Regions from separate parts of the Homo sapiens genome. Here region 2 is linked to region 1. The links are chromatin loops, found by intact Hi-C in ENCODE. Cell type or tissue: mammary epithelial cell. All regions are shown on one strand. Links, peaks and the distances in the headings refer to the core of each region. The heading gives the core; the rest is flanking DNA. Region 1 overlaps DRD2 (dopamine receptor D2). Region 2 has its middle 54 kb from the start of DRD2.

Region 1 (2,917 bases), core at 155-2,654:
GGATGCAGAAACTTTTTCCAGGCAAAGGGGAGGGTCCTCTTCTCCTTCACCCTTGGATGGAGCAAATATCAAGTATCTGTCCCACATGGTGCTGACTGCGCATGCAAGGGGCAGGAGGCAGAGAAGCAGAAAAGGAGGAGAGGGGAATTAATATCTGTCAATTGATCCATTTTTCGTAGCCATCATTTTAAGCACCTACTGTGTTCCAGGCATAGCAACCCTCCTTATACATGTGCTCTCCATGAATCCTCATCACGTCTCCATTTCCCAGGAGACGGAAGCCCAGAGAACTTCAAAAATTTATCCACAGTTCTAGCTGCTAGGTGATAGAGGCAGGACTCTAACAAGCTCAGCCTGTCTCCAGAGCCACTGCTGGCTACAGAGATGCTGGGGGTGGCCTGGCCTTGGAGGCATTTTCCAGCCTGTTCTGGAGCATTTCCAGGGGCCTGGGTCCGTGAGTTCCAGTGAGTTGCCTGTTGTCCTGGCCCAGTAAGTTTTTCTCTGTGTCTGACCTGCAATTGTCCCCTTGCTTCCTGCCAGACCTCAGCGGCATGTTTCACTCCTCCTGGGACACATGGACCCCACTTCATGCATGGGAAGTACATGGAGGGTCTTCAGCTCCCCCTTCCCACTCGCCCCTTTCCAGAAGCCCTGATGACAGATCTGATACAGTCACCCCACCTCCATGGATCCCACCCTAGTTCCCCAGGCACTCTCTTCATCCAAACTCCTTAGAGTCACGTCTGCTGAAAAGACCAGTTTCTACCCCCGGCGCTGAGTCAGACACAGAGTTGCTGTCAGAACTGGAGAAAACACAGCAGTCATAGTAACGGTAGCTCCTGTTTATTGACTGTTCACCGTATACTGGACACTGTCTTGCACACTGTACACACCTTTGTCCTAATTCTAAAAGCAACCTTAAAAGGGAAACATTACTAATCCTTTTTCACAGATAATGCCAATGGGGCCAAGGGAGTTCCTTTAATAACCTATGTCAACTAGGAAGTGGCAGTGGAGGATGGAAGACTGGGTTTGTCTAGTTGCAAAACCTCTGTTTCCACAGTGGCAATGAGGCACCCCCTACTAACATTAACATACTGCAAATGCAAGATGGGATATTTGGAAATAGTTTACCCATGTTGCTGCTAAGCCTCATAATAATCCTGTAAATTCAATCCCATGTCCCCACTGTACAGTACACATTGATGCAAGTAGTTGTGAAAATGAGAAACAGAGAGAAGTCCTGTGGAGGCACGTGGCTGTAAGAGCACCATTTAGGAACTCAGTGTTGGTGGCGAGTGAGGATGAGGCCAACACTGACAGTAAGGCATATTCCCTGTGTTTCCAAAGTGGGAGGGGTCTTCAAGGAACCATCACACCATTGCCACAGGAGCTGATGGCTGATAGGACAGAATTCCTAACTTGCTGCTGTGGGCTTCATCTGCAGTCTTGACTCCTAAGCAGCACTCACACCAGACAAGAAGAGGGCTGCACAAATGCTGAACAAACTCAGATCTGTGTAGATGCCCTCAGGGAACTTGGGATCCTCTAGCATGTCATAGCCCTTGCAAGTCCAAACCTGCCCACTTCTGCTCCAGCCTCCAAAGACAGCAGCCCCACCCTCCCCGGGGCCTGGGGTAAAGTCGGGAGGCCCGCTGGGCTGCACGGCCACACTCTGTTCTGTTGTGCCCATGTCTGTCCCTGCTGCTGCTGCCCTGGAATTGCTCAGGCTCCGTGATGTTGTTCTTTAAATCATAAAATCCTCTCCCCGCTCCTGTGCCTTTCCTGGGGGAGCTCTCTCGGGCTTTTAATTGAATTTGCAGTTTCTGGCACACCCCTGTTACACAGAATGCTTGGTATGGGCAGATGGAAGTGCCCATGAGAATCAAAACAAGGAAACTTTGACAGGATTCAAGGCTTCCATACCACCCTCTGAAAAAAAAAAAAAAAGGAGAGAAAGAAAGAAAAGAAAGTGCTGCTTGTTCCAGCACCTGCAGAGGATGCGAGCCAGCCAGCAAATTCACTACTCACCTTGCATATGAACGAACAAACACACACGGGTTTGGTGGGCAACAGAGAAGGCAGGCGGAACTCTGGGGTGTGAGTGGTCCATGAAGCAAGACAGACAGACATGGGGCGGGGTGTGTAGGGACTGAATTCTGACAGGCAGTCAGCATCTGGCTTCTGGCCCCTGCTCTGCCCCACATTTCCAACCATGTGACCTCAAGCAAGTGGCTTCCCTCTTCTGGCCCTGGATGTCCTTTTGTAACAAACATGTGTGGCCACATCAGAGGACACACAAGGCTTCCTCCCACCAGTCCTAAGATTCTAATCTGCCATGATGCGATCTCCAGCCTTGTCCATGTTGAGGGGCCAGTAGCTGAAGGAGGGAGCTCAGGGTGCCCAGGCCCTCCCTGCTTGTCAGTCTGGGGACAACTGTCTATTGTGGTTAAAGCAGGTGTCTGAGGCCATGATGAAGGTAAGATCCCACAAAGGGATACTGAGGGGGCTCTAGATGGTGTCTGGCAGCAGAGAATGTAGTCAGAGGACCTTCAGGCTAGGAAGTCATCATCACTCTGCGAGATGGAACCACGAAACAGGGAGTGAGTGAGTCACCAGAGATAATGAGCTCCGAGGCAGGAAGATGCAGGAGTCTAATGACGTTCTTTTCCTGTCCTGATGAGATCTCTTGTCCATAGGCCAGTAGAGCACCCAAGCCCAGAGCAATGGGTAAGGGGGTCTGACTTCAACCTGGGGCAGCCGCTCCTTGGAAGGAACCAGGCAGCAACTGTGATTCCAGCATCCCAGCCCAGCCCAGATGCACGGTGGCTGAAAACCACGCCTCAAGCTCCGGGGGAACTCCCTGGCTATTCTTGGAAACACAGAGACTCCTGGCTCCCTGTCAGAGCTGCTCCCC
Region 2 (2,917 bases), core at 121-2,620, 82 kb after region 1:
TAAAGATTTCATAAATCAATAAGAAAAGTAAAACGTAACAGCACAATAGAAAAAAATGAACAAAGTGATATGGAACCATTTACTGAGAAAGAAGGTGAACGTGTTTTAAGCTTAGGGAAAATTGCTGAATTCTACTTACAATAGGAGAATTGCAAAATAAAACTATACTGAAATACAATTTGTCACCGATTAGATTTGCAAATATGAAAATGTTTGATGACACGTTTTTAGATATTGCTAAATTACTCTCCATAAAGGTTATACCAAGTTCTCCAACAATGTACGATAATGTGTTTCCCTACATGATCACCATCGTTGGTGCGAATGTAAATTGGTATAGCCTCTATGGAACTTAACAGTAAAGAACAACATTTAAAATGCATGTACTCTTTTGATCCAGAAATTCTACTTCCAGGAATTCGTCCTTATGTATACTCCAGCATGAGTGAAATGATGTCCTTTGTTTTTAATTGCACCATTGTTTATAATAACAAAAAGCTGGACAATAAGAAACCACTTAAAGAAACTATCTCATTAAAATTATAGCCAAAAAGTGCCATGCAGTGTTATGAAGGGCATCACCACTTCTGTAATAAAAAGTGGGATTATATATGCCTTTTCTTAAGCATATGCAAACTATCTTGAGAAGAAGGCCTAAGAAGCTAGTACTATTTATCACTGCCAGGGAGAAAACCTAGCTTTCTAGAGGACAGTGATAGAAGGAGACGTTTCCCTGTACACATAATTTTGTACTTTCTAAACTTGGAACAATTTGAAAGCCTTACTTATTCCATAAGTAGAAAAAAACCTATTTTAATAAGTATTATAGTTTCCATTTATTGGGTGCTTTCTATGTTCCAGCACCCTTCTCCATCATCCCATGTAAACCTGGCCAAAAAAGCCAATGAAGTATCCTTCATTCCACAGATGAGGAAATTGAGGCACATAGAGTTGAGGTAACTCATCTAAGATCACAGAGCTAGAAGGCACCTGAGCCAGGATTGAATCCCTGTGGTGCTATGCAAGAGCCCCAGCAGTTCCCACTCACATGTACTGCTGTGGACCACATCTATTTGCAGGGTGTCAACAGGGTGGACAGCATATTAATACAGATCAGTCTTGTCCCCTTTTAGAGGTCACTCCTTTCAAAGGTGCGTCCCATAAGGCCCCAAGCGTGCCAAATGCTTCCCTTGGTTGGCTCTGGACTTCCTGTGCCCCCTGGACGCAGGTGCATGGATGGGAGGGCAGAAGAGGATGGCGCTGTCCTTAGATACTCCTCCTCAGCCCTCAGAGTCACCTGGTGGCAAATCTCACATTCATAACCTCCTAAGTGCCTCTCACATGTCTCTCTCTCCCTTCCAATTGCCTCTAACTCAGTTCAGGCTGCCATCAAATCATAACTCAAATTTGGCACAGCCTATTCACTCAGTGGGTGGTGGCCAGAATAATGTTTTCCCATTTGTATTATATTTTATACACGTAGGAAACCATTTAAATGCCATTATGCAGAAAGAAGATGTCTTTCTAATGCTCTCCCTTGGTATCAAAGAGAATAGGGCATGATAGAGGACAAGAACCCTCATGCCCTAGGCTTTCCTGGCTTATCTCCCACACAGTTCCTGCCTTCTGAATGTGTGGAATGAAGAGTGACATGCAATTCTGTGGTTGCTTCAAGGCATTTCTGTTCCCTGGAACTTCACCCACACTCTCTCCTGGGCTTGGAATGCCTGGTGCAAGTCCACCTGGACAGTTTCCTATGTTGCTTCAGGACTCAGCTCAAGTATCCTTCCCTAGGGAAGCCTTCCCTGACCCTCAGTCTGATTTAAATTCCTCTCCTTTTTTACTCTATAGTAGCCAAAGTGAAACTCAGTTCTAAAACAGACCACATATGCTATGGTATTGCTGATTCGTCTCTCTGTGGCTAATAATCTGTGAGCTCCTGGAGAGCAAGGGTGATGTCTTCGTCATCTTGGTACACCCAGGGTCTGGTATAGTGCCTACTACTAGTTTGAACTACTTAGTACTTGTTGAACAACTGATTGAATAAAATATGTTAAAGACATGTGCCCCTCCCAGTACTGCTCTTTCACCTTCCAGACCTGCTCCATCAAGCCCTGTACTACTTTCCTAAGCAGCTAACGGCAGCTTCACTTCCAAGGGCCACATGGAACACTGCTACATTGGTGGTGCCCAGTGTGCACATTTACTGGTAATTATACCCTGAGTAGTCCCCTCCCACAGTGACTCTGAGCTCAGCCACATGACTTTCTCTGGCCAGTGAGACACTGGCAAGCATGCCACAAACAAAGGCTGGGTGGGTAAGTGCTTGAACACTGGGGCTTATCCTCTTGAAACTCTCCCTCCTGGAAGCCAGCTGTCAAGGTGTAAAGAAGCCTTGGGGAAACTAGCACTCTGTGAGAGGCCACATGGAGAGAAGCCTGAAGGAAGAGAGATCATCCTGGACATTCCAGCCTCTATAGACCTCCCAGGTGAATGCATTCTCATGATTGACCTCACCTGTATCTTGTAGAATGCAGAAAAACCACCTAGCTGAGCCCAACCAACCCACTGAATTGCCATTGTTCAATTTAGGCACTATTTGTTATGATCATTTTGAGGATGATTTGTTATGCCGCAATAGACAACAGAAACAGGCCAATATGGAAACTCCCATGTGCCTGATTCCTGGCACAGGAATACAGCTTCCCTGGCAAGCCTAGCTGGTCCCTGCAGCTGCCCAGTGTACCAAGGCCATTTGCTGGGACCAGGGCTGCCAGCAAAAGCCAGACCCAAGTTAGAAAATTAAGCCCCCAAATAAATGCACAACCATAAAATGGAAACACCCAAGAAAAGCCACAGCTGTATACAAATGTGAGTGGCCTTTGTCAGGGAGAAGAAAGGAAGGCCAGGCTGGGCT

What was found. Peaks named below come from ENCODE experiments on the same cell type or tissue, not always from the same donor. Only the 100,000 strongest peaks of a DNase experiment are listed, where the experiment ranks them.
Region 2: it touches region 1 in a loop (5-fold over the local background); 4 of 110 quality-filtered maps call a loop at or near these places.

Annotation. Positions count from the first base shown.
Region 1 is chr11:113,445,540-113,448,456 of GRCh38, forward strand. All of the region lies in intron 1 of DRD2 (dopamine receptor D2), which reads right to left. Among named protein-coding and RNA genes, the nearest start is that of MIR4301, 3.1 kb to the right of the region's middle. In mammary epithelial cell, for the core only: no CTCF peak of the experiment used is centred there; DNase peaks (open chromatin) are centred at 822, 1,572 and 2,612; H3K27ac peaks cover 2,495 bases.
Region 2 is chr11:113,527,498-113,530,414 of GRCh38, forward strand. No RefSeq gene overlaps it. Among named protein-coding and RNA genes, the nearest start is that of DRD2, 54 kb to the left of the region's middle. In mammary epithelial cell, for the core only: no CTCF peak of the experiment used is centred there; a DNase peak (open chromatin) is centred at 1,684; H3K27ac peaks cover 1,806 bases.